Linked DNA regions of Homo sapiens: region 1 is linked to region 2. A link is a loop called in an ENCODE intact Hi-C map of the cell type or tissue named here. Cell type or tissue: Caco-2. All regions are shown on one strand. Links, peaks and the distances in the headings refer to the core of each region. The heading gives the core; the rest is flanking DNA.

Evidence for each region. Hi-C counts contacts between places; a loop is a spot of excess contacts. Peaks named below come from ENCODE experiments on the same cell type or tissue, not always from the same donor. Only the 100,000 strongest peaks of a DNase experiment are listed, where the experiment ranks them.
Region 1: it touches region 2 in a loop (6-fold over the local background); 2 of 110 quality-filtered maps call a loop at or near these places.

The regions. Positions count from the first base shown.
Region 1 is chr12:92,060,131-92,076,918 of GRCh38, reverse strand. The region is part of intron 1 of LINC01619 (long intergenic non-protein coding RNA 1619); the gene reads left to right. Among named protein-coding and RNA genes, the nearest start is that of LINC01619, 74 kb to the left of the region's middle. In Caco-2, for the core only: no CTCF peak of the experiment used is centred there; DNase peaks (open chromatin) are centred at 5,628 and 6,458; H3K4me3 peaks cover 441 bases.
Region 2 is chr12:91,991,591-92,008,378 of GRCh38, reverse strand. LINC01619 (long intergenic non-protein coding RNA 1619) reads left to right here. Exons shown (of 5, transcript NR_132341.1): 2 at 14,850-15,009. Among named protein-coding and RNA genes, the nearest start is that of LINC02404, 120 kb to the right of the region's middle. In Caco-2, for the core only: no CTCF peak of the experiment used is centred there; a DNase peak (open chromatin) is centred at 5,848.

The DNA of each region.
Region 1 (16,788 bases), core at 4,339-9,338, 68 kb before region 2:
TATTTTGAGGAAACTGTGAAGTGATGTATTTGATTATTAACAGGGTCTAGCATACCACGATCACTCAATAAACATTAAACATTATTATTATTTCCTGCTGCCAAGTCTTGCTTACTGAAATCAAGACTGGTAACTATCAGAAGATTTGGGTGGAGATCATCAACATTAGCATACCCTGTCCCACAAATTCATTTTGGATCCTTCATCAGCTAGTGGCAGCAAGTATTTATGGACTGCCCAAATGTATTTACGAAGAGCCTGTTATGTTGCAAATACTGTCTTAGATGCTTAAGATATAGCAGTGAAAATAACAGAAAAAAATTGTTCTAAGGGAGCATCTATTTGTATGAAAGAAAATAGACAAAAAATAAACAACAGTCAAAATATGTAGTTAGGTGAATGTTGGGGAGAGAAATTGGTAGTGTTGGAGGTGTAGTGTAATTTAAATAGGGTGGTGAGGAAAGACCTCAGTAAAAAGGTGACATCTGAGTAAAGACCCAAGTGAAATTAAGGAGTGAACCAAGTGGATATCTGGGGGAAGAAGTTAATAGAAGCAGTTGGCTGATTTGTGAACCAATCAGAGTTAGGTTATGGGCTGTGATTTTGTTGACTAATTGCACATGCCCCTTTCTTCCTTCCCTGGCTCTCTTCTGCTCATTTGGAAGAATTCTCTGTTTTTTTTTTTTTTCTTGTCTAGATTAGAAATTCTTTTCTCTATTCCCACAGCATTCTACTTCCTCTATCAAAATAGTTATCACACTTCATCATATAACTTGTTGAATTTTCTTTCCATGTTATTCTAGAAGGACTAAAAAGACCTTCTTGTGCCCCCAGAAATTATATCTTTGATATCCAGCACAGTTCCAGTAACCTGCCAGGCATCCTGCTGAATAGGGAGAAGGATGAAAAATATGGAGTGGACAGACCTGGTGGAAGTTTCCCCTTGAGTGCAGCAACGTGATGACCCCAGAGAAAAGCAGTAGACACATTTATCTTTGACTTGAAAATAGAGCTGATGTTTTAAAGCCTCAGTAAAGTATCTTAGCTATTTGAAATTTGCATGTGTCGTTGCACCACTGTCTGCGGCAGCTGATTCCTGAAGCATGATTCAAAGTGAATTTGAATTGCCTTTGGTATCTGCTATAAGGCTTATTAGACAGCTTTTGGGGACAGGCCTCAAAGTGAAAAAAGAAGTATAGTCCATTGCTGAGCAAGGAAGAGTATTTGAAACTGGCTTGGTTCAGAAACAGTGGCTACCTCTAAAGTGTCCTTGTCAGAGGCATGCTTAGAGTGACCAGTCATGCAGCAAAGACTTGCCTTTCAACAGCACATGTTATCTGGCAGAAGAACCCTTCATTACAAAGACAACAGCTTCCAGTGGCTTTTCCTAGAACTGTCCAGAAGCTCAGGTTTTCTCATTGAAAGATCAAGATCCTAATCTTTTATTAACTCTATGCCTATGCAGTATTTTTTTTTCTGTGATTTTTATCATGGAAAGAAAGGAATACGTCTTCTCAATATTTGGATCTTTTTCTTAGATTCCTGCCATCTTTTCAAAGCTTAATGATATGGACAGTTTAAACCCCGTTGTCATATTTGAATTTTCTATTCTCTGAGAATAGTGATTTAAGAGGCTCAACTCTCACAAGAAAAGTATCTGAGGAAATTGAGCAGAGATATGAAAAATAAATTGTCATTTGTTTACAATAAAATTCAATTCACTTTAATAAATTTTGTATTAGAAGCTGCCAAATCTAGTCTCAGCTTCCTGTTTCTCCTGCAACCTGGACACAAAAGCATTCCATTCAACCTCCCCTTCTAGTGACTGATTTTTTGCCAGGAACTCCCGGCATGCACTGCCATCTGTTCACCTCTCAGCTGTTTGAACCCACCTTCCTTCCTAAATTAATACGAGAAAGCATCTTCTCTATGTCAGTCCTTTCAGCTACTCCTTTACACAACAGCTAACTCCAACCTAATTCTAAGTATCAGGATTCATCCATAATTCTCTAAGAAGACACAACAGTAGCAAAACTGGAAAACCAAACCTATCTAAATATATGGCCCAATCAGCTGCTTAAAAACACTGCAGCTATCTTAAAGCATGTATTGCAAGCAGAATATCTGAATCCAATTAGATTATTTGATATCACACCTGAACTGAAGGACTCTCTAGAGGCAAATTGTTTTTCTGTTCTCTTCTTCAACTACTGTTGGGCCATCCAGGCCCAAGAGTTCTCAGCTCAAACGTTTTGGGGAGATAAGTTCCGAGATCAATTCAATAGCTGCCCTTTTTTTCTTTTCTTTTCTATTTGGCCTTTGGGTAGAATTAGCCACTTAATTTTTTTTTTTTTTTTTTTTTTTTGAGACAGAGTCTCACTGTGTCATCCCGGCTGGAGTGCAGTGGTGCAATCTCAGCTTACTGCAAGCTCTGCCTCCCTAGTTCATGCCATTCTCCTGCCTCGGCCTCCCGAGTAGCTGGGACCACAGGCACCTGCCACCACGCCCAGCTATTTTTTTTTTTTTGTATTTTTAGTAGAGATGGGGTTTCACCACGTTAGCCAGGATTGTCGTGATCTCCTGACCTCATGATCTGTCCACCTCGACCTCCCAAGCGCTGGGATTACAGGCGTGAGCCACTGCACCCGGCAGCCACTTTTTTTTTTAATATGAGGAGTTTCTTATAAACATATCTCTTTCGTGTTGTGTCTCTGTCAGGTTTTGGTATCAGAATAATGCTGGCCTCATAGAATGAGTTAGTGGGGACTTTTATTTTAAGGCCAGGCATGGTGGCTCATGCCTGTAATCCCAGCATTTTGGGAGGCTGAGGCAGGCAGATCACCTGAAGCCAGGAGTTCAAGACCAGCCTGGCCAACATGGCGAAACCCCATCTCTACTAAAAAATATAAAAATTAGCTGAGCATGGTGGTGGGTGCCTGTAGTCCCAGCTACTTGGGAGACTGAGGCAGGAGAATTGCTTGAGCCTGGGAGGCAGGGGTTGCAGTAAGCTGAGATCATGCCATGGCACTCCAGCCTGGGTGACAGAGCGAGACTCTGTCTCACAAAAAAAAAAAAAAAAGTGAGATCATGTCTCTTGCAGCAACACAGACAGAGTTGGAGGCCATTATCCTAAGTGAATTAATGCAGGAACAGAAAGCGAAATATTACATGTTCTCACTTATAAGTGGGACCTAAACACTGAGTACATTTGGACACAAAGAATGGAGCAACAGCCACTGGGACCTACTTGAGGGTGGGGGGGTGGGAGAAGGGTGAGGATCCAGAAAACTGCTTATTGGGTACTATGCTTATTACCTGGGTGATGAAATAAACTGTTCACCAAATCCCCGTGATACACAATTACGTACCACTGAACCTAAAATAAAAGTAAAAAAAAAAAAAGAGTCTCTTTGGAAATTAGAGAAGACAAGACTGAAGGAAAAGAAAGTGGAGGAAAAATCCAACTCTTCTTAAATATTTCTCTCTTCTCTAGAGACACTGTGCCAATAAAGATGAGAAAGGAAAGACTCGTGGTTGTAGAAACTGGCTGGGAGAAAACCTAAGTGTATTAGTTTCCTAGGGCTGCTGTAACAAAGTACATATGGTTCTTGACATAGTTTGGCTGTGTCTCCACCCACCCAAATCTCATCTTGATTTGTGGCTTCCATAATCCCCACGTGTTGTAGGAGGGACCTGGTGGGAGATAATTGAATCATGGGGGCAGTTTCCCTCATATTGTTCTCATGGTAGTGAATGAGTCTCACAAGATCTCATGGTTTTATAAGGGAAAACCCCTTTCACTTGGTTCTGATTCTGTCTTGCTGCCTCCATGTAAAACGTGCATTTCACCATCCGCCATGATTGTGAGGCCTCCCCAGCCACGTGGAACTATAAGTCCATTAAGTTTCTTTTACTTTATAAATTACCTAGTCTCGGGCATGTCTTCATCAGCAGTGTGAAAACGGATTAATACAATTCCCAACATATTATGGTTCCACTTGCAATTTTTCAACTTTATGATGGTGCAAAAGTGACACATTAAGTATCTACATCTGGATAAATCCTTTATAATTTGAAAATATTGTGACATAACCCCATCCTAAGTTGAGGGGCATCTGTGCTACAAACTGGGTGGCTTAAACAACAGAAATGTATTGACTTACAGTTCCGGTGGCTAGAAGTCCAAGAGCAAGGTGCTGGCAGATTTGGTTCCTTCTGAAGCCTGTAAGGGAGAATCTGTTTCATGTCTCTTTCCTAGCTCCTGGGGATTTTCTGTCGATCTTCGGGATTCTTTGGCTTTAGATGCGTCACCCCAATTTCTGCATTGATATCCACATCACATTCTCCCTGTGTGTGTGTATCTTCTTCTGTGTGCAAATTTCCCCCTTTTAATAAGGACACAGTCCACAGTCCTATTGGATTAGGGCACTCCTTAATGACCCCATGTTAACCTGATCATTAGCAAAGACCCTATTTTCAAGTAAAGTTACATTTGCAGGTATTGGGAGTTAGCATGTCAACAACTTTTAGGGGGAAATAATTCAATGCATAACACTAGGATTGACTGGAGCTGAATAAGGCCATTGTCTTCTTTCTGAATTCAAACTTGAATAATGGAGGAGGTTTCAGGCTGCTTAGTTGTATAGATTGCAGCATGAATGTCTTTCGTTGCTTAGCATTCTCATCAATCCACCAAGGCATATTCTGGCTCTCTTCTACATGTCTTACATTGCACTGTTTCTTATATACATTTTGAAAAATTATTTTGTTGCTATCAGTGTAATTTTTTCCTAGAAAATGGCTACATATGGGATGTGGAAAAGATAAACAAAATAAAACCCAATTTTAAGCACAAGAAATTGATCCAACTCTTTTTTTTTTTTTTTTTTTTTTTTTTTGAGACGGAGTCTCGCTCTGTCGCCCAGGCTGAAGTGCAGTGGCGGGATCTCGGCTCACTGCAAGCTCCGCCTCCCGGGTTCACGCCATTCTCCTGCCTCAGCCTCCCAAGTAGCTGGGACTACAGGCGCCCGCCACTACGCCCGGCTAATTTTTTGTATTTTTAGTAGAGACGGGGTTTCACCGTTTTAGCCGGGATGGTCTCGATCTCCTGACCTCGTGATCCGCCCGCCTCGGCCTCCCAAAGTGCTGGGATTACAGGCGTGAGCCACCGCGCCCGGCCGATCCAACTCTTATAGTACTTGTGAGTGTAGAAAATAAGAGTTGCTTTGGGTCTTCACTGGCTATTTTTCCAGAGTTTCCCTACCCGCTGTCATGCACACATCTACAAGACGCTAAAGCACTCATATGCATGCACATGCAGAAACTCATACATATACATAAAAGTGTAGTTTTCCAACAGAAGTTCTTACATTGGCTCTAGACAAGACTACTTGAGCATTGGCTCCAATTCCTCCTATATGGCAGTAACTCCCTTCATATTTCATTTGTTTTTAATCTAAAAAACAATTATTACCTCCTACTGGCAGATGACTGTCTATTAAATGCCCAACCTCCTGTATGCCAGCAGTAGAGCAAGAACAAGATAAATTGCTACTGGTTTCCCCAGGAGAAAATCTACTTTATCTCAAACAGCTGAATTGCCAGGTGGAGTTGAGTAAACTGTGGGGTTGCAACACAGTTGAGGCACAAAGTTCACCACTAACGTAAAACAGCCAACTCAGTTCTGCTTTTTAATGTCTTCTAAACTGACGGAACTGAGCAATATAAACAAGAGTGAAGCAATAGCCTCAGGGGTTGTCATTAGACAACTAATGAGCGAACAGCTATTTTATCATGTTTATGTGAAGAATACAATTTTATCTACTTGCCCCCCAAATTTACGGGGAAATAAAGGCCAAGAAGAGAAAAACTTTGCGGAAATTATTAGAGAAATATTGTTTATTTCCTGCTAGGTCAAATGATTCATAGTCTTATAGAGTTAGAAAGACCTTTTAGAGAGCAACTAATTCCAACTCCTTGTTTTCTTAGGTAAGAACACAGGAACTTGGGTAAATTAAATGGCATGAAGCCGGTTTAATGCAAAGTTTAGAGAGTTTTGGATTTAAGTCTCTTTGTATAATGGAGATAAAAATACATAGGTTATATGTTTTTATGAGGATTAAGTGAGAGAACACAGAGTTCCCAACTTGTCATATTGTGAGTTACCTTCCCTCCTTTGACCAGGGTCACCTAGCTAATTAGTTACAGAGAAAAGATTATCTATCATTTCTTAGTTCACCATCTCACCTCTGCCCACTGTTATCTTGGGCAGGACAGGAATCCTTTCAGGACAGGATTCCTGAAATCCCCAAACAAATGAACTTTATGGTTAAACTAAAAACATATTTTCAGTTTGTTGTTTCCAACGGCCCCACTAACAACTTTTACCAGAGCTGCTAATAATTAACCGAAGGGAATGACTGGATGGAAACTTTGTTCTGGCCTCCCCAGAGTGTACCTTGCCAGAGGTGGCGTGAGAGGCAGCCAGATTAAGAGAGAGAAGGAAAAGCCAGAAGCCTGCAAAAACACACATGTGCAATTGAACATCTTGGCTCTTGGACACTCAGAGCTGCAAGACATCGAAGTGCTTTCTTAATTTGTGTATTTACAGATTCGGGACTTCATCAGGGTCCAAACTCAGAGCGGTAGACCAGTGCCCTGGGTTTTCTCAGTGGCATCTCTTGCTCAATAAATTCATTAGTGACTTTCTGTAGCCTTACCCGGATCACAATCTCTGTTTTAACACTGTGACCTTAGTAGGGGTTCTCACAAAGTGGATTTCGGAAGAGAATGGAGAGAAATGGAGTGGGGAGTCATGGTGTTTGAGCATCAAGCATTCTATTGTTGATGATCTGGTGCTTGGCATCTCTTCATAAAGGTGGAAGATCAAAGAATACTTAAATTAGATATGCAAATAGAAGGAAAAACTAGCAACCCCTAACTTCTCTCTAAAATGCTAGTGATGAAGAAATTATTTGCTATGTGCCAGTCATAGGCAGCTATCGAGGGCTGCTTTTGTGGCTCTTTCACTGTTATTTTCCATGCATGAGTTTGGATTAGGTAGAGCTGCCATGTTCTTGGAAGCTGTCTCTTTCCCAGAAAGGATTAGAATTCTGCCCCATCATTTTGTCAAAAAAGCCAGTAATTTTTCTCACCTAGTTTCAGAATAAGAGGTAAAAATGTGCTAGGGCAACATGAGTTATTAGCCTTCCAAGCCATCAAATATTCAGAGGCTGTCATAGCCACCAACAAATCCCCTGGGCCCAGAATTGTGCAGAAGGTGTTCCATGATTCCTGGTTGAACAAATGAGGGATGGAAGAGGCTACTTGTGAAGACAGTTGCCCTTGATTTAGATGACTTTCACCAACCTTGGCTAGTTGAGTAGATATATTTATGGTATCCTGTTAAATTCTTTATTTACGATATCCTGTTAGAGTCTGTCTTCTAAATCCAGACATCCAAGAAAACAAGCCAAAATTACTGAAGAAACAAATAAGATGATTGACTTAATTTCAGTTTTGCAATTGAAACTAAATGTTCTATTCTAAAGTTGTAGAGAAGTAAGTTGGACTCTCCTCTGTTGCAAACAAAGATATTAATATTCCCATCGTAGGGTTGTTGTGAGGATTGAGTTGGTACCTGTTTAGAACAGTGTCTGCCAATAGAAAGGGCTCTGTAAATGTTAGATATTTTTTATTAATTTTTATGTCATGGTTTGAGCATGCTTTTAGACTAGCTTTTCAATCTTTTTCTAATTTCTCATATAGACAAGCATATATATAGTTTTTGCATAAATGCATATATGTTATCTCACACATATAATTATATATTATTTAGAGAAGTATATTAAAACTTTTGCTTAGCTTCTACTTCCCTTTCTTTCCTCCTTTACACCCCTCTCTGCCATGTAACTCGTTTGTGACTTGATATGTACTTTTACATTTTTCCCCTTGCTCATATCATATATACACTTTTTACACTTACACACATGTATAAGGGAAGTTTTGTTATTGTTTGTTTTATGAGCATTGCATAATATATACTTTCTACATCTCTTTTTTCATGTAAAGCATAACTGTACAGAAATCTCTTATAAGTAGAAATTTAGCTCTAATGAGTCTAACTCCTTGGAACTGCTGCCTAATAATCCATGGTGTGGATGAGCTGTTACCTATTCAGACATTCCCTATTGACTGGCATTTACTTTGATCCCTGTCCCTTCTCCTTTTCTTGCTATTATAAACACTGACATTAGGTGCCCTTTTACACATGCTCTATGTAATATTGGTCTGGGAGAGTTGCCAAGGAGAGAGATTGCAGGGTTAAATGGTGCATGTATCTTCAGTTTTTTTATGTCTGCTGCGAAATGGCTTTCCAAAACAGTTTTTACAGTTAAATTTTTCTCAGCATGTATGAACATCCATTTTTCCATATACCTACCACTAATAGAGGTTATTGATCATTTCAATTTTTGCCAGTCTGATGGACATAAAAATATATATATCATTGTAACTTTAATTTACATTTCCCCGACTATGATTTAATGTGAGAATATTTTCATTTGCTTGTTGGTCATTGCCCCTATGTAAATATCCTATTTGAATTCTTTATCCTTTTTTTCCGTTATTCATTGTCTTTGCTTTTGTCAATTTGCAAAACAAAACAAAAAAACACAAAAAACCCAACTGTTGCTGATGCCACAAATATTTCCAAACCTATCATTAGTCTACTGACCTTGTTGTGGAATCTTTCTTTTAACAAAATGTTTTAAATTCTTATATGATCAAGTAAGTCTCTCTTTTCTTTTATATCTTCTCCATTTTGACAAGAAAGCCTCCTTCCACATAATAGATTGTACATATATGTATATATGATATGCTAGATTTTCTTGAAGTATTTATTTTTTACAGTTGTCTTTAATCCAGAAGGCATTTCTTTTTGTAAATGGCATAACATTGGGGTTTGTTAAAAAAATCAGTTGAGTAGCTAGTTGTGCCATAATCAATCAAATACATATATAAATATGTATGTATATATGTATTCATATATGCATGTATATTTCCATATATGTACATGGATATATCCATATGTGTGTATATGTATATCCATGTATTATGGATATGGAATATACTTTCATTGGAAAAGAGTCTGGTTCAGTTTGAGAAGAAGGTGTTGAGTATGGTGTCACAGGAACAAAATATTTGAAAGAGAGAATTTGGAAGCTAAGATTAATTTGGAATCTATAATTGCACGTAGCTTTCTTCCCCTCCGCAACAGATTCAATTCTCTCAGACTCCTGAATCAAATGTCTGGTGGAGCCCATAAGTAGTAGTAGAAGTCAGTGAAACTAAATAGAGGATCAATAATTGTATATGCACATACATATATCAATATATGTATATATGCATATATGTATGTGTGTGGAAATGTATACATGTGTATATTATACATATATAGAGAATAAACATATACATATATGGAGATTATAGATACACACATAGATTAAATATATACCATATATATGGATACACATATGATACATGTATATCTCTACATGTGTAAGGTATATACATATATATTTTTATATATATATATCTGGTATATACATATAGAGATATACACACCATACCTATGGAAATATATATATGGGGGGTGTGTGTGTGTGCACGCATATAGTAAACATATATATATATACACACACACACCATATGTATGGATGTATGGATATATATGATATACATATGTGTATCTATAATCTCCATATATGTATGTGTTTATCTTCAATACATACATATAGTCCGGGCATGGCATGGCGGCTCATACCTGTAATCCCAGCACTCTGGGAGGCTAAGGCGGGTGGATCACTTGAGGCCAAGAGTTCAAGACCAGCCTGGCCAACACGGTGAAACCCCGTCTCTACTAAAAATACAAAAATTAGCTGAACATGGTGGCACATGACTGTAATCACAGCTATTTGAGAGGCTGAAGCATGAGAATCGCTTGAACCCAGGAAGCAAAGGTTGCATTGAGCCGAGATTGTGCCACTGCACTCGGCTGGGACAACAGAATGACACTCTGTCTCAAAAAGAAAAAAAATGTATAGATATATATCTATGTATACACTTCCATATACATACATGTATGTGTGTATACATACATTCATATATATATGTGTGTATATACAATTATTGATCCTCTATTTAGTTTCACTGACTTCTGCTACTACTTATGGGCTCCACCAGCTATTTGATTCAGGAGTCTAAGAGAGACTTGAATTGGTTGTGGAGGGGAAGAAAACTCTGAGCAATTATAGATTCTAAATTAACCTTAGCTTCCAAATTCTCTCTTTCAAATATTTTGATCCTGTGACATTATACTCATCCTCAAAGTGAGCCACAGTCTTTTCCAGTGGATGCATCTCTTGTATCACTTAACATGACTAGCCATTAGAGAAGTTTCTTTGTGTTCAGTTAGATACTAGAGACTCCATGCATCTCATGACCATGCACTCTTTCTGTAGTAAGTAGCTAGAGAAAGCAGCAGGGTAGTATGTTGCTTATCAGAGAAGTTAATATATCCATCTTCTCTCCCCTCATTTCTTTTGCTCAAATGAAATTTGGTATTTTGATAACTAAGACACAATTTTACTTATATCTATATTTTGATAACTGGACACACTTTTACTTACATCTATACTAAAATTTGAATATCAGTTATGGGGATTTGCTAGCAATTATGCCAACAAAATAGTAGAATGACATCCATGCATATCAAAAAAGCACAACTGACATATTTAGAAACATCTCCTATTAATCCAGGTTCATTTCAACCTGAATTCTATTTAAAGTCATGAAAAAAAAGCAAGACACAACAATTATTTAATCCGAAATGTGATGTACAGTAATGATTCTCTTTCATCCTAGGACAACACATTTCATACGTGTAAGTGACTAAAGGGCAATGACTCTTTATGGATTTTCCCTTTGGTGACCTTTACAAAAAGTCTAAGGTAAAGTTCTAACTCAGTTCATTCTACCTCCCCCTCACTGCTCTAAAAGAAGTATTGGGGAGGTGTCATTTCTACAAATCAAGTTCTGACTCAGTGCCAAAAAATTTTTAAGGAACAGAATTCTATATGCAGATTGCCTAGCCCAAGACAACTTTATAGTCACCAGGACATTTTTTTTGGAGGTGGGAGGGTGCAGTTCTCTGTTAAATTTTATTATTACATAAAACATAGCCTCTTCTCTTTTTTTTTCTGTACTTGAAAAAGCAGAAACTTTTTGTCATCACATAAACTTATGGAGTCATAGAATCTTAGGATTGTAAGGGACATTATAATGTAGTCAACATTAGAAATCAGCTACTTTAAACTCTTGCTAAATGCTCCCACTCCCCAACTCTGCTGTATTTTTTTTTCCTTTAGCTGAGAATTGATTTAAGGGAATGCAAGATTCTGTGAATGCCTGAACTCTGTTTCATGTCCTACTTCTGTCTTCCTCTGCAATTTGTTTAAATGACTTTGCCAGGAGGACTTTCCAGAGGTGGGGTTTTGTTCTTGAACTCATGTGAGAACACATTCGTGCCCTACATTCTGAGGGGAGGTGATCTCGGCGGGGATTTTTTTGCTCATGGAAGAAAAATATATGAGCGCATTTTTTTCTACTGGGCACAGCTGGTAGTTCCCTACTGACTGGTGTTTGTTTTGAAGTCACGTGGCAAAGGGGGTTTCTGCCAATGTTTACTCATTACACATTCAAATATGACACCCTGACGCCCATTCACAGTAGAACTTCAATGTTGCTATCCAATTCTCTTGCCAGAAACGGAAAGTTTATTCCCAGAGTGAAAGTTGCTCTCTTCGCAAATGCAGAGGGTTTAGTGCTCAACAGTGATAGTTGAGAATTGTTGGTTTTTAAATATTAAATTTATTGAATTATTTAATTTTTACATGATTTAAGTGGACTGCTTGGCTCATTATACCTAAAATAATTCTTAGTCAGTACCGCATTTATTAAAGAATAACTTTATGCTACAAGGAAGGGAGGCTGACAACCACTTTATACATTACTACCCTGATATAACTGAAATAATTTTATGCCTATTTGGGGCCCCTCCCTGTGAAAGGATGATACACACCTGCCATATTGCATGTGGGCAATGCTGTGACTTGCTTTGGCCAATGAAATAAGGGTGAAAGCCACTTTCTATCAGAAGCCCTAGAAGCCAGTGTGAGGTCCATCAATTGCACTTTTCACACTGCCACATTACTGGCAATGATCCAGATAGAGGCTGTTCTGTCCGCTAAGTCCTGGAGTAAACACAAAGCAGACCAAACCCACAGCAGACAAGGAACATGAACAAGAAATCAATCTTTATTATAGTGAGCTCCTGAGATCTGAAGGCCATTTATTACTGCAATACAATCTAATACAACCTAGCTCATTCTGACCAATGAAGATTGTACATTGGAAAGAGCAGAAAGATCCTAAGATAAATCCTGGTTCTGCCATTAAATAATGATGTGAACTTGGACATTTGGAAAGTACCAATGACTTTGACAACTTGAACCTCAGTTTCCTCTTGTGAGAAATGGACATAATAACCATTCCCTTCCTGATCATACAGAATGGTATGGGGCTAAAATCTCATCATTTATGTTGTAAATAGTACACTGGAAAGAACTATTGCCTATATAAAAGTAAGGCACTAAAATTATAATTTCCTTTTTTAGTGAGTCGCGTGTACTGATCTTCACCTCTTTTCAACTTTCTAGTAAATAGATGTTCTGAAGTGTATCCTCGTTATAAAGTTTTAGAAGTAATCAAACACAGATAGTCATACTTTCCCGAGAATGGCACTCCTGACTATAGTGGACCATTCTTTTTTAAAAATCTAGCTTTGAGATGAATGGATACACGTGGAGTGCTGCTGAGACATATGGACACTTGCCTGGCCAGGCCAATCTGCCCGATTATCTTTTCTGAGCCATGAGCATATCATGTTCTGGCCAAACTGCTTTTGCATTCTGAAAGAACATTGTAACAGACAGAGAATACTGTTATTTATTTTACCAGGAAGAATTAGATAGTGAAAAGAGCATTAGCTTTAGAAACAGGCAGACTCAGCCCATAGTAGTCACTCAATAAATATTTGTTGAATAAATAAACAATCAGTTCAAATCTCACCAACGATTTCTAACTGTGTGGTCTTGTGCAAGATATTTAACCTCTCTGAGTGTCAATTTTATTATAATTCCTACCTTAAAAAGCTTTTTTTCTTTAAAGATTAAGGAAATGGTAGATGTACAAGGTCTATCAAAGTACCTAGTACAGATTGAATAAATGTGAACCTTTAGTTAATTAGCCATGTTCTTTTCTGGAGTGGGTGACCAATTTATAGAAAAAAAAGTGGGCTTTAGGGCTTGTTTGCAGGGCTTCATTGGTGAATGAAGTCTCTAGATTCCTTCTGAAAAAATCAATAGCATTTTGACAAGACTATACCTTCTTTGCCACAGAAGCAATACTATGTAAGTGCACCCGAGGAAAGCATTTCAAATGCTTTTGATGCACAAAAGCTTCAAGGACTCTGCCTTTGAAAAGTTTTCCTAACAAAAGGAACCACACAGCCTCCCACTGCCTGGTTTCTAGATTGGTTTTCCATCTCCTCTCAACCATACTGCCTTTATCTCTCAGTTCCTGTATCTGCCTCTTTAATATACTTGCAGGTGCTTGAAAGACCCTTCTGCAGGTGTTTCTTAGTATCAAACTTAGGAATTTATATGAGCAACAAAAAGATAGATGGCAAACTTTTAACTGATCTGCATCAACAAAGGAAGAAGAGAAGAAGCATTGGCCGGAAGCCTATTATATACATGCTGCTTTTCCAGATATTTATCATTTCATTTAATCCTCACAGCAGCTCTGCGAGATACATGACTTTATTTATTTATTTTTGCTGTGGTGATTTTAAAATGAGGATAACAAAATACAAAGAAGTTTAGGAATTTGTTCAAGGTCACATAACTAGTAAGTGGCATAGCTAGGAGTTGAATGCCAGTCTGTTTTTTTTCCAAAACCATGTTCTTTTCCTCACATTACCCTTCCTCACTGTTTACGGACTATTCACTACCTCAATGCATGATGCAACAAAGACGTCTGACAGCTTGCTGTGTTGTGGAGAGAGCCTTCAGAGCCAGGGGACCTGGGTTCTTGCACTGATAATGTCATTTACTAATTATGTGGCCTTGGGCAGATTACTTATCATCTCTGAGCTGCAAGTGCTTCATTAGTAAAAAGAGAAAAATTACCTCTTTCAAGGCAATGTCATTGTGAGGACGAGAGACAGTATATGTAGAGTGCCTGGCATAGGGTAGACATTCAATTAATGGAAGTTACTGATATTATTATTATTGTTACCCTTAATAAAGAATCCCTGAATAGGATGACGAATTCTACATAGCTGTACCTAATAAGTGTCCAATGGGTGAAACAGATATGAGTATTTGAAAGGAGGTGCAAGCAGGGAGATTGTTTTCTTGTTAGAGTAAAGTAACTGGGACAAGACTGAAACTTAATCACTAGACACTGTAAAGTCCACCAGGGCAGAGATTGGGCCTGCATTTCTTTTTCTTAGCATTGTCTTTCTAGGACCTAGGACAATGGGTAGCAAGCACAAAGTAGGTGTTCAATAAGAGTGTGTTGATTGAATGAAGGGAAGTTTGCTCTTAAAAGATGGATTTTGAAGGAGTATAAAGGAGGCTGAAGGGAATGCAAAAGGTGACTTAAAAAGGTAGGGTGGTGATATGGTTTGGCTGTGTCACCACCCAAATCTCATCTTGAATTCCCATGTGTTGTGGGAGGTACCCAGTGGGAGGTAATTTAATCATGGGGGCAGGTCTTTCCTGTGCTGTTCTCGTGATAGTGATAAGTCTCATGAGATCTGATGATTTTATAAAAGGGAGTTTCCCTGCACAACCTCTCTTACTTTGTCTGCTGCCATGTGAGCTGTGCCTTTCACCTTCCACCATGATTGTGAAGCCTTCCCAGACATGTGACACAGTAAGTACTTTAAACCTCTTTACTTTGTAAATTGCCCAGTCTCGGGTATGTCTTTATCAGCAGCGTGAAAATGGACTAATACAGGTGGTCAGAAAACATAGCATTTATAGGAGACAAAAGTGAAACAGTATGGCTGGAGAAAAGATATGGTTGTACAAGTAAATTGGGGGTCATGGAAAATGGGAGTTTCAAATACAGCCTGCCAAGTGTGCGAAGGAAGCCTAATTCAACAATCCATCAATGCAGAGACCAACGTTTGTCCTTATTATAAATTAATTATAGTACTAACTCATCTACTTATTGTGGGAATTAAATATTACATGTGAAAAGCCTGGCATAGAGCCTGGCACATAGCAGGCACTCAGAAAATTAGTTTTTTTTTTACCAATATCAACTTATTATTTATTACTTATGATGACATTTTGGTAAGTGATGTGAGCAGAAGGAACATTGTGGAGATCAGAGAAACAGACCAAAAAGACAGTGGATGCTGATATTTATCAAGAACCTATAGGTATAAAGTACTGTCCAGGCCCTCCAGAGGACACAGAAATAAAACTTCCTCCTTCTACTTCTTGTAACACCAAGATGTCCCTCAGGGACCTTGTTGCTGGGTGTAGAGTTAAAGTCTGCACAATGGATATACTATTAATAGCCAGTTTCATAAGTTGATCTTGGGGGCCCCTTCCCATGACATCTCCCAACACATCAGTTTCTCTTTTGCACCCAGCTGCCATCCTATGGATAAAAATGGGAGTAGGAACAGGTAGGGCCTGGCCTTTATCCAAATGTGTCTCAGTTACTAAAGTAACTAAATTATGTGATCAATTTGAGATTACAAGATTGGACTAAAATTTATTTGGATATTTTTTCCTGTTGGTAGCAGGTCTTGTGAGGAGGAACACAGAAGTTGTAGACTAAAGAAAGAACAGATTTAGAACAAGTGTTCTCTGCATAGTTGAGTATTGCCTTAGCTATTTTATGACCTGCCATGTGAATATTTCAATAACTATAATACAAAGTAGAAAGTGATAAACACAGAGTACATAAATGCCATGGGAATCCAGAGGAATTATTTCAGCTAATTCAGGAAAGGCTTTCTGGAGGAGACAAAATTGGAGCTGTTTTTCTCTTCAACGTTTGACTTTGAAAAATTTAAAACATACAGAAAAATGAAAACAAATCATAAAATGAACACCCATATACCCTTCAATGAGATTCAGCATTTAGTAATCTCTTGGTATATTTGTGCTCCCTCTCACTATATAAATATATATATATTTGTATATATAAGATACAAATTTTATAATTTTTGGTACCATTTGGGAGTAAGTTGCAGATATCATTACACTTTGTTTCTAATTACTTCAGAGTGCATTGTTTTTTTAATGAACAATGACTTTCTCCTATGCAACCACAACATCATTATCATAATCACCAAAGAAAATTGAGGAAACACAACCAGAGTTAGATTTTGGAAGAAAGGTAGAGTTTGGATTTTTGATGACAGTGTTAAGTGCCTCTTGGGTGGAGGACACAGAATGATTCCAGGCACAGATACAGGGGCCTACTTTAATCCCTCCATTTGATGAGAAACTGCTGTAGACCAGAAAGCTGAAATGATTTGCTAAAGTTTGGAAAGAGCTGGGACCAGAAACCACATTTCCTGATTCCTTTTGCATTGCTCTTCACTACCCTCCTCTTCCGGCATGGCACTAAATTTAGAAT
Region 2 (16,788 bases), core at 3,862-8,861:
GGGTGGGAGATGGTTTTGGGATGATTCAAGCACATTACATTACATTTATTGTGCACTTTATTTCTATTATTATTACATTGTAATATATAATGAAATATTAATAATTATACAACTCACCATAATGTAGAATCAGTGGGAGCCCTGACATCTTGCTTTCCTGCAACTAGACGGTTCCATCTGGAGGTGATGGGAAACAATGACAGATCATCAGGCGTTAGATTCTTATAAGGAGTGCGTCTCACAAGGAGCGCGCAGCCTAGACCCCTCGCACGCGCAGCTCACAATAGGGTTCACACTCCTATTGGAATCTAATGCTGCCACTGAACTGACAGGAGGAGCTCAGGCGGTAATGTGGCAATTGCAAGCAGCTGTAAATACAGACAGAGCTTCCTGTGCTCACCTGCTGCTCACCTCCTGCTGTGTGACCTGGTTCCTAACAGGCCATGGACTGGGACTGAAGGCTGGAGACTCCTAGTCTAAAGTGTTCTTTCCACTGTGCCATTTTATATATGATCATCAGAAACCAGGGTTGTCTTTCTTCCTTTTGATGAAATTCTCCTTTCTTAACTCACAGATAACCGTATCCCTCCCCACCCAAAGCATTCATTTCTTACATCTGTGTTTCTGCTGGTCTTAGTATTCCCAGGTTATATTCTTTTTCTATCTTCATTACTATCGTTAAATATGCCCAAATCTCTCTACCATTTAAAAAAAGAAATGAAAAAAGTTCCCACCTTCATTCCGCATGCCCCTCTGGCTATAGCCACTCTCTTTCCTTCCTGTCATAGCTAAACTTCTTAAAAAGATGCTCCAGGCCAGGCGCAGTGGCTCACGCCTGTAATCCCAGCACTTTGGGAGGCTGAGGCGGGCAGATCACCTGAGGTCGGGAGTTTGAGACCAGCTGGACCAACATGGAGAAACCCCATCTCTACTAAAAATACAAAAAATTACCTGGGTGTGGTGGCGCATGCCTGTAATCCTAGCTACTCGAGAGGCTGAGGCAGAAGAATTGCTTAAACCTGGAAGGCGGAGGTTGCGGTGAGCCGAGATCACGCCATTGCACTCCAGCCTGGGCCACAAGAATGAAACTCCATCTCCAAAAAAAAAAAAAAAAAAAAAAAAAAAATGCTCCATACCAGCCATTTCTACCCCTGACCCAATTTACTTGTAATATAGGATCACTGTACTCTTATTCCATACAAATTGTTCTGTCAGGAGCCACCAATGACCCTGAAACTCTGCTTTTACAGGCTTTGTTCTGTAGGTCTGCCCTTTCTACTTGGCCTCCTCCCATGCTCTTCCTTTCCCTGAGTCTGATCGACTTCTCTGGTGCCTGACACCTTTTAGCTCTCTGGGATTTCCTTCTTCCTCCAGGGAGCCTTCATGGATTTCTCTGCTCTTTCAGCAATTTATTGACCTGCGTCCTCCAGGATCCTGTCCTCGGCTTTCTTTCTTTTCAACAATGGCTTGAACAAATTAGTCATTTTAGAGCCATCCCAGAGATACATGACATTATTTGTAATTTGCTGAGATGCAATGTGATTTATATGTGAGAAGAGTAGGATGTGCAGCATGAGGACCAGCTTTGATGGGTGATCCACCTTGCTCAACTCAAATAAGTGTTACAGAGCGGACCCCCCCACCCCCGCCAACACCCTTGACAACGATAAGAGCTCCTTAGCTGTTCTCTTTGGTCCCAATTTTAGCTCTACCCTTTATTTTTGTCATGTTCATCCTTCCAAAAGGCAAACCTAATCATGATCTAGCTTCTAGCCCCTTCATTGTTCACAACATAAAAGGTTTACACCCATGTTTTCATGCCAAGCACAGCCTGCCATTTGCCTGGAATGCCTTCTCCTCCCCAACCCATCACTCTTACTTCACAATGTTGATCTTGGGAAGTCCAATTCATTCTGGAAGGCTCAACCTTAAGCATCACTTTTCTTCCCCTTCCCAGATTTCTAGGCAAAGTTTCATCTCATATATTCCCCCACTGCCTCCCACATTCAATTAAGTTGTGCATTCCCTTAGGGCATTGAGAGGGAGACTCAAGAACAAAATTTTAATTCTCAAGTAAGCTGCTCTACCCAGCATATTGTCTTTTTTTTTCTTTTTAAAGCTTTCCCACTCTCTCAATTCAAAATTTTAAAATATTGGACAATAATTTGCTGTGTGGCTCTGTATATTTTACTTAATCTCTCTGAGCTGTCATTTTATCAACTCGAATTCCATCAAATAATGTTCTTCTTTTAACTCAAAAAAATATTAAACAGTTCGAGTTCTCTAAAGGAAAAGATGTCATAAACCAAAGATGAAACAACTTGTCATTCATTGAAGAAAACTGTCCATAATTTTTTTTTTTTTTCTGAGACGGAGTCTTGCTCTGTCACCCAGGCTGGAGTGTAGAGGCACGATCTTGGCTCACTGCAAGCTCTGCCTCCCGGGTTCACGCCATTCTCCTGCCTCAGCCTCCCAAGTAGCTGGGACCACAGGCACCCGCCACCATGCCCGGCTAATTTTTTGTAGTTTTAGTAGAGACGGGGTTTCACCGTTTTAGCCAGGATGGTCTCGATCTCCTGACCTTGTGATCTGCCCGCCTCGGCCTCCCAAAGTGCTGGGATTACAGGCATGAGCCACCGCGCCCGGCTTGTCCATAATTTTTTTGTTATGAACCATTTCATTTAGAACCCAACAATGTGTAAATATGTCCAAAGAATAATGTTTCCCCTCATGCATCTTTAAAACTTGAAGCCATTTATAATGTTAAGTAAAATTTGCCATATAATTTTTCATGTGTGTGGATGACATCACAATTTGGCTTCTTCTTGAATTTCTCCTTAAAGTTTTGAAAGACTTCAGGTTTGTCTTTTGCTATTCTTCTTAGCTCTTTTTTTTCCTCCTAAAGTGAAAGGAAAGTTTCATGTCAGAAGAGTGAGGAGATAAAATTTAAAATTAGATGTCCTTGACCTTGATTCAAAGCTTCCTTAGATAATCAGTGGTGCTTACTGCCACAACTTGGAGAAGAGAAATGAAGCAATAGAGAAGGAGAATTTAGAAGAAAAGGGCTATTAGATAAGAATGACAGTTACCTTTACTCACTTTATGAATTGTTGTAGAATTAAAAGTTGTAGAATTAAAATCACTTTTTAAAAATATCATTTTGGTGAGACGGGTAAATATGTGGCAATGAATTATCGTTAAGAGAAAATAATGCAAGGAAAGAGTTTCAGTCAGGCTTTCATTCACACTTTACTGTCCTTGACACTTCCATGGAATATTTCCATGTGTAGAAAACTGATGCTTAGATATTAGAGGTGGAATGAGTATGGAGAGAGAGAGAGAACTAGAATTTATTGATTTTATCACCTGTGCTATGTGTTTATGTTATTTCATTTACTGTCTTTAACAGCTCTATGAGGTATATTTACCTACTTTTATTTTAAGCAGACTAGAGCTTGCTATAGTTACTGGTAAATAGAGCCAAAATTAAAACCTGGGGTTTTCAGTCAGGTGCAGTGGCTCATGCCTGTAATCTCAGGAATTTGGGAGGCTGAGGAGGGTGGATCACTTGATCCCAGAAGTGGGATTTTCTTTGAGACCAGCCTGGGCAACATAGTTAGATCTTGACTCTACAAAAAAATTAGAAAATTAGCTGTGTGCAGTGGTGCATCCATGTAGTCCCAGCTACTCAGGAGACTGAGGTGGGAGGATTACTTGAGCCTAGGGTGTCAAAGCTGCAGTGAACTGATTGTGCCACTGCACTCCAGCCTGGGGGACAGAGTGAGACCCTGTCTCTAAAGCAAGCAAGCAAACAAACAAACAAGAAAACCCAAAAACCTAGGATTTTCTGACTCAGACGTTATACCACACTGATGTCCTATTGTGTAGAAAATACACGTCCTAACCTCAAGCAGTTTATTAATCCAGAAAAGGAATGCAAATCTCTATAAAGGGCAGAGGTGGCAGACCCCACATGTATCCTAAGTACTGTAAAAATAACCTCATCTAAGTGATTTTGAAGGTTTGGCCTCACTGCAGATAGGACACCCACTTTGAATTGCTTTTCCCTGGACAGTAATGCAGAAACAGAGAGAGACTTTTTCGCTAACATGTTTTATTTTTTACCCCCCAGCAGATAATATAACATGTTACAAAGATTTTGATGTTATTCAGAATCAAGCCCTCATATTTAATCTTGATCAGACACAATTTCCACTTGTAAAATAGGGATGATGATGATGATATCTACCTTATGGGGTTACTATAAGATGCCTCTTTAAGGTGCTAGCATCATGTTCAGCTCTCTAAAATGCTAGTTATGATGATTTGCTGCAGCCATTGTTGTTGACATGTGTTTTGATACTTATTGATGCATTTTGGAGACCTTTGGTGGGAGGTCTGGCTGTAACACTAGATAGAACGGCTGCACTTACTGACCAGTGGTGCTGATCAGTCTGATATGTACCTCAAAGTGCTAAGTAATTGGGTGTGGGGATGAGAGAGGCCAGGGTTGGAGAGATACTGGAAAGAAGAAACCAAGTGTTTTACTAAAAGTGCTTTGAAAAATCGAGTCAAGGGAATGGCAGGAATCTACAGGGAAAAGTAGAAAAAGGGTGAGAAGGGAGACAAATATTGGCTTCTTTCCAATTAAAGAGTTCTGGGACAATGGTCACAACGTTTGCCTGTTAATGGGGAATTTTCTTCTAAAAGACTAACCTCAAAAACACCAATCGCAAAATAATGGCACATGTTTGCTCTTCCTTATTTCATTCTTTAATGGAATACATTTAAAAAAGAAGTTGTTTCACATAAACCCGATTAACTCTGAAGACAGTCATAACCCATCCAAACCAATCCAAATGAAGGTAAAAGGAATAATCAGCTCTTATTATGCAAAATGGTGCTTAGTTAATTTATTGCACTGCACTAAATAATAAGCTGTTAGGCTCCACATTGCTTTTTCCACATTAGATTAAATAGCTTATTGCTGCTGGAGCTTATTTCATATTGCATACAATTTGGATATATTACATTGGCGTAGATATTAGTCCATTATAAGAGACAGGCATAAGTACTTCATTTATAGGATCTCTCCATTTGGAAAATGGTAAGGAAGAAGAAGAAATGCAAACGAGAGTAATGAACAGAGGGGATTTATGTGCATTGCCTGATGGGTCTGCTGTGGGTGACAGCTGGTTGCCACACATGGGGCCCAGGCACCTTGGAGAAAAGTAACATTTCCAATGGGAAGAAAATCCAAAGAGAGTTTATGTTCTTTTTCAGGGAAGTGTTGACATTTTAATTACTTTCTGTTTTCTTTGGAGCTACATTTGAGAATTGGAAACAAGTTAGAAAAATAAGAATTGGCTTTATTAGAAATAAGATGAATTGACATGCAGGCAGGAACGGGAGAGAGTCCAGGGTTAGCTCTTAACAAACTGAAGTCTCCAGCAGTATCCAGAGAGCCAAAAAAATTCAGCCATTGAAAAACTAACCAGAAGAACTACTCAGGGCTTATCATCTCTGAAAGCAGACTGTGCCTCTGAGCAATCTAATCTTTTCCGGCCTTGGTGCCTCTGTACTTCACTGTTTAATTTTTTTGCTTTACACTTTGGTCTTTTGCGAACAAGGGTAAGGCTAAGTAGTACAGGAATGCAAAGCAAAAAGAAAATAATCAGGGAGAATTGGAATGAGTTGGGGAAACTGGGAGGTTTAGAATTATTTAGTTTTGAAGATAATCTGATATTTTTGGTATTTCATAAAAGAAAACTGCCTGTGGAAGTGAGGGGGGAGCCTGAGTAAATGGCTTTGGAAGATAAGATATATTTGCACCTTCTCTACCTGCACCTGGAGTTGCCTGGGACTGAATAAACACTTAGCCAACCCAGTGTGTCTACCAGCACCAGCATATTCCAGGGCTCACAAATCCAAAAATAGTAACTCATTTGAAGATTGAACTTTTAAAAAAAAACAAAAACAAAAAAGCCAAAATCTCCCACCAGCATCTTTGTGGTGCCTGAAAGGGTGACTCATGTGGACATAGGTTTTTCTTGTCCCTTGCTCACCCTCCCAGCATTGCTATGCTGTAGGAATAGCGCAAAAACTCCCTAACTTCAGACCAGCCAATTCAGCAATAAGTGGGTCAAACTGAGTCCCCACAAATTATCTAACAGCCACTGTGTGCCATGTGATTTAAATATACTACTTAAAATTTCAGAAAAATCTATAAGGAGATATTATCTCTGCTGTAGATATTGTTATTTCTGTTTAATAAATAAGAAAACAGGCTTTGGTAAGTTAATTGCCAAGTTATATATAAACTTTTATTGGAAAAGATTTCAAATATATATAAGAGAAGATGAAATAATGAACTTCCATGCTTATTTCACTAATTCAGGGTCAATTTTGTCAATCACCATCTACTCCCCCCATTATCTTTTACTTATTTTTACTTTTTATTTAAACATTTTAAAAACTGACACATAATAATGTATGGGGTACATAGTGGTGCTGTGATACGTGTAATGCATAGTGATCCTATCAGGGGTAATTAGCATGTTCATCATCTCAAACATTTATCATTTCATTTCACTGGAAACCTTCAATGCCTTTCTTCTAGGTATTTAAAACTATGTAATATGTTATTATTGGCAATTGGCATCCTACAGTGCCACAGAACACTAGAACTTATTCTGTCTACTTAGCTGTACTGTCTTTTAACAAATTTCTCCCTATCCTCCTTCTTCCCCTTTCTCTTCCCAGCCTCTATCATCATCCTCTATTCTACTTTTTACTTCTATGAGATCAACTTTTTTTTTTAGCTTCCACATGTGGTGTTTAACTTTCTGTTCCTGGCTAATTTAATTTAAAATAATGTCTTCCAGTTTCATCCATGTTGCCATGAATAAAAAGAGTTCATTCTTTTTAAAGGCTGAATAGTATTCCATTATGTATATATACCATATTTCCTTTCTTTTCTTTTACTTTTTGAGACAAGGTCTTTCCCTATTACCAAGGCTGGAGTGCAGTGGTATGATCATGGCTTTCTGAAGCCTCCAACTTCTGGATTCAAGCAATCCTCCTTCCTCAGCCTCTTGAGTAGCTGGGACTACAGTACGCTGGACCATCATGAGTGGCTAATTTTTTTTTCCATCTGTACAGATGGGGTCTTTCTATGCTGCCTAGGCTAGTTTTGAAATCCTAGCCTCATGTAATCCTTCCACCTCGGTCTTCCAAAGTGTTAGGATTATAGGCTTGAGCCACTGAGCCCAGCCTACCACATTCTCTTCATCCGTTCATCTGTTGTTAGACACTTAAATTGATTCCAAATCTTAGCTATTGAGAATGGTGCTGCTGGGGGTGCAGATGTCTCTTTGATACACTGATTTTCTTTCCTTTGGATAATTGCCCAGTAGGGGGATAGCTGGATCAAATGATAGTTCTATTTGTAGACTTTTCAGGAAATTTCATGCATTTCTCTATAGTGGCTATACTAGTTTACATTCCCACCAACAGTGTGTAAGAGTTTCCTTGGTTTTGCAGCTTCACCAGCATTTGTTATTTTTTGTCTTTTTGATAATAGCCGTCTTAATTGGGGTGAGATGATACGTCATTGTGGTTTTGATTTGCATTTCCCTAGTGGTTAGTGATGTTGGGCATCTTTTCATGTATTTTTTGGCCATTTGTTTGTCTTCTTTTGAGAAATGTCTGTTCAGAGCATTTGTCCATTTTAAAATCAGATTTTTTATTTTGCTGTTGAGATGTTTGAGATCCTTGTGTATTCTAGATATTAATACCCTTTGGATGAGTAGTTTGCAAATATTTTCTACTATTCTGTGGGTTATCTTTTCACTCTATTGATTATTTACTTTGCTATTCAGAAGCTTTTTAGTTATAATCCCATTTTGTTTTTGCTTTTGTTGTGTGTGCTTTTGAGGTCTTATTTATAAAATCTTTTCCAGGCTGGGCACAGTGGTTCATGTCCGTAATCCCAGCACTTGAGCCCAGGAGTTTGAGGCCAGCTTGGGCAACATGGTGAAACCTCATCTCTACCAAAAAAAAAACCAAAATTATTTTCCCAGAACAATGTCTTGAAGTGTTTCTCCTATGTCTTCTTCTAGTAGTTTTATAATTTCAGGTCTTACATTTAGGTCTTTGATCCATTTTGAGTTGTTTTTTGTATAGGATGATATGTGGGGGTCTAATTTCATTATCTTCTATATGGGTACCTGGTTTTCCCATCACCATTTGTGGAAGTGACTGTCCTTTCCCCAATGTATGTCCTTGACACCTTTGTCAGGAATCTGATGTTATATGTTGCATATGTCAGGAATCTGATGCAATATGATGTTATATGTTGACTGTAGATATATGGATTAATTTTGGAGTTCTCTAATCTGCTCCACTGGTCTATGTATGTGATTACCATGTTGTTTTAGTTACTACAGCTTTGTAATATATTGTATATTTTAAAGCCTGGTAGTGTAATGTCTCCAGCTTTTTTTTTTTTTTCTTTTTTTCCTCAGGATTGTTTTGGTTGAGGTCTTGCGTGGTTCCATACAATATTTGGGAATGGCTTTTCTATTTTCATGAAGAATGTTATTGGTATTTTGATAGGAATTGTGTTAAATATGTAGATTGTTTTGGGTAGTTTGGTCATTTCAACAATATTAATTCTTCTGATCTGTGAGCGTGGGATGTTTTTCAATTTGTTTGTATTCTCTTCAATTTCTTTCATTAGTGTGTTGCAGTTTTCCTTGTAGAGAATTTTCACCTCCTTGGTTAAATTTATTCATAAGTATTTTATTTTATTTTGTAGCTATTGTAGATGGGATTGCCTTCTTGATTTCTTTTTTTTTTTTTTTTTTTTTTGAGACGGAGTCTCGCTGTCGCCCAGGCTGGAGTGCAGTGGCGCAATCTCTGCTCACTGCAGGCTCCGCCCCCTGGGGTTCACGCTATTCTCCTGCCTCAGCCTCCCGAGTAGCTGGGACTACAGGCGCCCGCCACCTCGCCCAGCTAATTTTTTGTATTTTTAGTAGAGACGGGGTTTCACCGTGTTAGCCAGGATGGTCTCGATCTCCTGACCTCGTGATCCGCCCGCCTCGGCCTCCCAAAGTGCTGGGATTACAGGCGTGAGCCACCGCGCCCGGCCTCTTGATTTCTAATTCATTGCTGGTGTATAGAAATGCTACTGATTTTCACATATTGATTTTGTATCCTGTAACTTTACTGAATTTGTTTATCAGTTCTAAGAGTTTTTTGGTGGAGTCTAGGTTTTTCTATATATAAGATCATGTCCTGTGAAAACAGGGACAATTTGAATTCCTTCTTTCTAATTTGGATTCCCCTTATTTCTTTCTCTTCCCTAATTATTCTGACTAGGATTTCCAGTACCATATCACAAAACAGTAGTGAAAATGGGCCTCCTTGTCCTGTTCCAGTTCTTACTTTCAGCTATTCCCCATTCAATATGATGTTAGCCGTGAGTCTGTCACATGTGGTCTTTATTGTTTGGCGGTACCTTCCTTCTATACTTAATTATTGAGAATTTTTATATGAAGGGGTGTTGAGTTTTTTCAAATGTTTTTTCTGCATCTATTGCAATGATCATATGGTTTTTGTCCTTCATTCTGTTGATAGGATGTATCACTTTTGTTAATTTGCATATGTTGAACCATTCTTGCATTCCTGGGATTAATCCCATTTGATCATGGTATATTATCTTTTTGATCTGTTGTTGGATTCTGTTTACCAGTATTTTGTTGAAGATTTTTATGTCTCTGTTCATCAGGGATATTGGCTCGTAATTTTCATTTTGTGTATGTGTTCCTGTCTGGTTTTGGTATTAGGGTTGTGCTGGTCTCATGAAATGAGTAAGAAAGAACTCCCTTTGCATCAGTTTTTTTTGAGAGAATTGGTATTACTTCTTCTGTAAAACTTTGGTAGAATTCAGCAGTGGAGTCATCTAGTCCTGGAGTTTTTGTTGTTGTTGTTGATGGGAGACTTTTGTTTACGTTTTTGAAAAGCCAACTTTTTTTGTGGTTGATTTTTAAAATTATGTTTTCTTAGTCTCAATTTTATTAATTTCCGTTCTGATCTTTATAATTTCCTTCTACTACTTTTAGGTTTGACTTGTCCTTGCTTTTCTAGTTTTTTGAGATGCATCATTAGGTTGTTTATTTGAAATGTTTCTAATTTTTTGAGGTAGGTATTTATTGTTATAAACTTGTCTTAATACTGGTTTTGCTGTGTTGCATAGGTTTTGGGATGTTGTATTTTGATTTTCTTTTGTTTCAAGGAATTTTCTAATTTTATTTTTAATTTCTTCATTCATTAGTTAAGAGTAGGTTGTTTAATTTCCATGCATTCGTATAGTTTCAAGTGTTCCTCTTGTTACTGATTTCTAGTTGCATTCTATTATGGTCAGATAAGATACTTGGTATAATTTAATTTTTAAAATTTTTTTGAGACTTGTTTTGAGTCTTAATATATAGGCATTACAGGAGAATTCCATGTGCTGATGAAAAGAATGTGTATTCTGTAGCTGTTGGATGACATGTTTTGTAAATGTCTGTCAGGTCCATCTGGTTTATGGTGCAGTTTAAATCAGATTTTTTTTTTTGTTGATTTTCTGTCTAGATGATCTGCTGAATGCTAAGTGGATTGTCAAAGTCCCCAACTATTGTATTGGGATTTCTTTGTTCAGGTCTAATAATATTTTCTTTATATGTCTGGGTGCTCCAGTGTGGGGTGCATATATATTTACAATTGTTTTATTTTCTTGCTGAATTAATTCTTTTATTATTATGTAATGTTCTTGCTTGTTTCTTTTTACAGCTTTTGACTTGAAGTCTATTTTTTCTGATATAAGTACAGCTACTCCTGCTCCCTTTTGGTTTCCATTTACTTGCAATATCTTTTTCTATTCATTCACTTTCAACCTCTGTAACCCTTTACAGGTGAGATGAGTTTCTTGTATGCAGCATATAGTTGGGTTGGGTCTTTTTCCCATTATTTTGAGACAAAGCTCCAAGCATTAATTTCTTTTTACCTATATATCTTTCAGTTTGGGTCTCTAAGAGATAGGGATTCTTTAAAATAAAATACCATTATGACACCTAAAAACATTACAATAGTTTCTAATATCAATTAATATGTAGTCAGTATACACGTATCTCCAATTATCTTACCATCTATTTTTTTAACAATCAAATCCAGATCTAAACAAGGTTCATGATTTATTATTATTTGATATATTTCTAGGGTCTCTTTTAACCTGTAGGCTCTATCTTCATCTCTACTTTTTTTTTTCTTGGTCCCTTTTTTTTTCTTTTCCTTGGTCTTATTGGAGAAACGAGATTGTTTTAACTGAAGATTTTCTAATAATTTGAATTGTCTTGATTCCATCCCTAATGTGTTCTCAAACATATTCATCATCTTGTACAATGCACTTCTTTTAAATTCACAGTTACGGCTAGAGATCAGATTCTGCTTCCATGGTTTTGGCAAGATTACTTCACAAATAGTGGTATATATTTCCATAAGTGGAAATGTGCATGTGTGAAATGTTAACAACTATTGAGGATTTTTGCCTGGATTAATCAATTCTTTTGCTATTGCAAAGTGGTGATATCTTAATTTTATGATTTTAAAAAATTGACTTTATTTTTTAGAGCAGTTTTAGGTTTGCAGCAAAGTTGAGTGGAAAGTATGTAAAATTCCCATGTACCCCCAGCTCCCACCCATGCATAGCTTCCTTCATTATTGATATTCCTCACTAGAGTGGTAAGCTGTTTACAATTGATGGATGTACATTGACACATTATTATCACCCAAAGTCCATCCTTTCTTTGGGTTCACTCTTGGTGTTATACATTCTATAGGTTTTGACAAATATAAAATAACATGTATCCACTAACGATTCATTCTTCATTTATTGACTAGGGTATTTCTGTAAGGAGAAACTTCTTCCCCTCCCCATTTCCTACTTGTATCTACAGTAACAAAACCCAGGATAAATGTTTTGTTCTTTACCTCATCTAGCAGTTTGCAAAATAATGAGTTGGTTCTCTCCTCTGAGGTAAACATGAATTGTTGTTTCTGTTAAGATCACTAAGACGTCACATATTTAAACATATTTGAAGTATTCCAATGCTCTATTATATGTGTATATATAGCTATATATATGTATGTGTACCTACATGCACATATCCATATATGTATACACACATCATATCCTAATAACTTGATTGTAAACTCATAGGTCACCAACATTTATAAACCTACTTTGTTGTCTAGTTTTAAATAAAGTAATCCATAAGACAATTAAAAATTTAATTTTAGAACAGTATTTTCTATTTAGCAGTTCTCATAAAGACTCCTCTGAGTTTCTGAGGATGGTAGAAAACCTTGCTTTGTTGCTAAAAAAGAGAAGCAGCTCTCTCTCTGTCTCTCTTTACATATATATTATATATATATAATATATGTAATGTATTATATATCTAATATATGTAATGTATTATATATAATAGATATATATGCAATATATAATATATATTATATATGTAATATATATTATATAAATATATAATATATATTATATATTATATGTTATATATATTATATATGTAATATATAATATATAAATATATATCTCTTTATATATACACACACACACAAGAACAAGAAGGAAGGAGAGAAAGAGAAGAGGAAGAAAAGAAAAAAAGAGTAAGCAAATGACTAATAAAAGACAAGTCAATTAATGGGCTATTGCACAATTTGGGAAAATTATTGTAGTTAATTTATTTATATGGTCTTACGTGACATTATTGGAAAGTAGTTAAGCTTGAGTGCTTGAGATTCAGACTACTTGGGTAAAATCTCTAGGTCTGATACTTCCTAGTGGTGTCAGTGTGGGCAAGTTACTTCTCTTTGGCTGATCCTCCTCAATAGTACAACAAGGATACAAAGCAGAGTTTTGTAAGGATAAAGTAAATGAATACATATAAAATGCTTAGATTGTTTATAGGAAATGGTCAATAAATGTTAGTTTATTTTGTTTTCATTGTTGTGATGATGATGATGGTGATGTGGTATAGATACGTGGATGGCAAAGTAGTATCTTTCTGGACAGAAAAGAAGAGCTAAAATGATATTTGTTAGGTAACTACTATGAGCAGATATTACACTAGCACCTGCTTCATATTATATAATGTATTTTTAATTTTAATTAAATTATCAACATTTTAAATTTATCAACATTATTTATTATTTATTTTAGCATAGTAGCTTGAATAGGCAAGGGATACAATATACCGTTTCTTAAATTGAGTGGTATTATTAAGTGTATTTGACCTATATCAGGTATTGTTATATCTGCAAAGAACTTATAAGATGAAGCATTATTCTAACATACAGAACTGGCAAAGAATGGAAATTTAAAATTCTATAAGAAAAGCTTAAAATCCCAGCAAAGGTGATCATGTATGAATGTGGATAGTGAGGCACTCATGAATCACATAATTCTAGTATTGCCCATGGTAAATTCATATCAATATTCACCAAAGTATTTTTTCCTCTACACAGGAAAAGAAAGAAATAAAAGCGAAACAATTTCGGAATCACTCCCTATAGCCACGGAAATGATTTTAATTACCAATTCATCTGTTGGCAGACTCTTCTGGCAGATGTACCTGCAACTTGGAAAGATAACAAATGAACCAATTCCTTACTCCAGAGTTGACACTGGTAGTGCTTACTGAATTTGCTCTCAAAAAAGAATCCTGGGCAACAATACATCTGGCACTCTGCTCGAGGAATTTGTCATGTCATTGACATGTTCAGCCTCCATTGTCCACACCACCCTGACAGCAGGTCCTTTATATTTCAAAGAAATTGCAGCCTGAATTAATATAATTAGAATGTAACTGTTATTCACTGCAGAAACTCCTTATTTCCAGAAGTAAAGATCTGATAGCATGTCTGTACTTAAAATCTTTCCCATGATGGCTGGAGGGGAGCAAGCAGATAATAAAATGACAGAATAGATGCTATTTCACGGGCTTTTTAAAGTATTAACTAATGGAAATATAGGGGGAGAAGAAAACTGTTCTACCCTTGGCATGTATAAATGGAAACATCTTTTAAGTTTACTAGCCTTTATAGTACTTCTATAAAATATGTTCTGAAAAGTAACTAAACTCAGAGAAATAAATTAAATCAGAAAAATTAGCTATCTCCAAAAAATATGCAATGAAGCATGAAGTAGAGTGGCTAATTCATAGACAGAATTACAGATTTAAGAGATGGTTGAATAACTTTAGTCATTTTTCCCTGCTTCCCTTTGAACAGTTGATGTCACTAACTAGGCAACTGTCACCAAGTTGGTAACTTGAGTGCTGGATTTTTGAATTTTATTCTTTGTTAGCATTCTGTTTCTACAAATACATGATTACTGATATAGTGGAAACTGACATTGGCATTTTTCTTTTGAAAATAAGATTGATTCACATTCTTTTAAATAAGTTAATTTTCTCACTGGGAATGACTCATTTGAGGGGGAACAATGGCCTGGCATATCAATGTGTTGGCTGGTGCTTATGGCCTCTTCTCTGAAGAATATAATGTTTATCCTTGTACATGTTATAGACCGTTTGTGTCCTTCTGAAATTTATATGTTGAAGCCCTAATTCCCAGTGTAATGATATTTGGATATGCAAGCCTTTAGGTAATTAGATTTAGGAGCCTTGAGGGTGGAGCTCTCATGGTGGAATTAGTGTCCTTATAAGTAGAGGAAAAAAACATCAGAGTGCTCGCTCTCTCCTTCTCTCTCCCCTGTGCCCTGCCTCCAGACCTCTGACTATGTGAAGATACGGTGGGAAGATGACTGACCGCAAGACAGGAAGAGAGCCCTCACCGAGGAACCAAATTGGCCAGTATCTTGATTTTGGATTTCTCAACCTCAAGAACCATGAGAAATGAATGTCTGCTGTTCAAGCCACCCAGTCAATGGTATTTTGTTATGGCAGCCCCAGCTGACCAAGAGAGCGCATATGAATTTAATGAGCATTGAGAAAAGCTAATGTTTTTCATTTTTTCCCTTAGAAGCATCTATCGATCTTCATTTGAAATTATGTGTCAGAAACTGCAATAATAGAAGTAAAGAGAATGGGCTAGGTAATGTAAGAATAGGGCTAAGGTTATGTAAGTGAGGGAGAGTTTCGAGAGAGGAATTTCAGTAGCCTTTAAAATTTTAAATAAAATACGCTCTATAAACCAAATGCATTAGTTAAGGAGCTGTGGGCATCAGTTTCTCCTTATAAAGATTGCATATACCTTTTAGTTAACATCTTGGACAAGTCAGGAATGATTCCTTTCCTCCAGGGTGTCCTGTGGAATGTCTACCTTGTCTCCCTCAACATAGAGGAACTATCGACCATTTTCCATTAAATAGCCTAGAATTAGGTGTGTTTCAGAATCACGTGTATATATGTACATGGTGGTTGGATGTGGGTGGATTCGGAAGGACTTGTTAAGATGCCCATGCCTGAATTCCTCCCAGATCCACTAAATCAGAATTGTCAGCTGTGGTGCCCAAATTACCTAAGTTAAAAACCACTCCAAGCGCTTCTGATACATACCAGACTTGACATCCATAGACCAATGTTCTCATTCATTGATACACATATTCAAGTTTACTACCTAGGCAGATCTTTCTATAGGTTATATATGTGAGTTTAAAAATGGGTACATTTAATTTTTATAAATGGAAGTCCATTTAAGACATTTTGGGCCAATGGTTTTGAGGAGAGCTCATTAGCATACCAGCTGAGCTGCCCCATTCCCTCATTGCACACCTTCCTTCTGCCTTTGCCATAGGTTGCTTAGTTTCTCAGTCTGCCTGTCTGGTCTGAGTTAGAAAGAAAAATGGGCATCTCACAGTTCCTAGCAATTTATTTTGCAAAAGAATGCAGTAGAGATTTCTATTTTAATGTAAAAAAATCCTTTGAGTAAATAGTTTTCCCTCTCTCCAATATATTTTCTTATTATTCTGTATATTTAATAATGGGATTATATGTTATAAACACATGCTTAGACATCCAAATATATGCACAGATGGAAAATATCAAGCTTGCAGGAAAGGTCCATCCCCCAAACACAATTTTAAGGGGTTTTGCCTTTGTTTTCTCTAAGGAATACAAAAGTCAGACTTGAAAAAAAGGAGGTTTAGGGAATTCTGTCACTATTTTCCTAATTTCCAGCAAATGCTAATTCTGATGTTGTTTTTTTGATTTTTAGTGGCCTTTAGAGAATTCTTGGGGTTGAGGGTGGGTAGGAAGCGGATTGAGGATGGGGGAGAGTTCCTATCTGATGTCTGACCAATGAATTGTTAGATAAACTAGTCATGTAGAAAACAGCTTGATTTATCTAAGAGAGATAATAGTGACTCCCAGGATCCAGCCTGCCCTGTAACAACCCAGAGGACTTCTTTCCTGAGGTTTACAGAATACACTGATTGGTCAATCAACTAGATGTAGTAAATATGTAAAAATTATATTCCAAAAATTTTGTAAAAATAGTAAAATAAGTACATATTTTTGGAAGAGTATGTGGGGAAAAAGTAATGCAGAGGAAAAAAAAGAAGGGAGAAAATATGGGCCAAGGTGCTGCTTTCAGAATCAGACACATGTGGATTAGATTCCAGTGTTAGTTGTTGTATGCCCTTGGGTAGTTATGTCACATTTCTAAGCCAATGTTGTCATCTGTTAAATGGGAACAATGTCTCCCTCA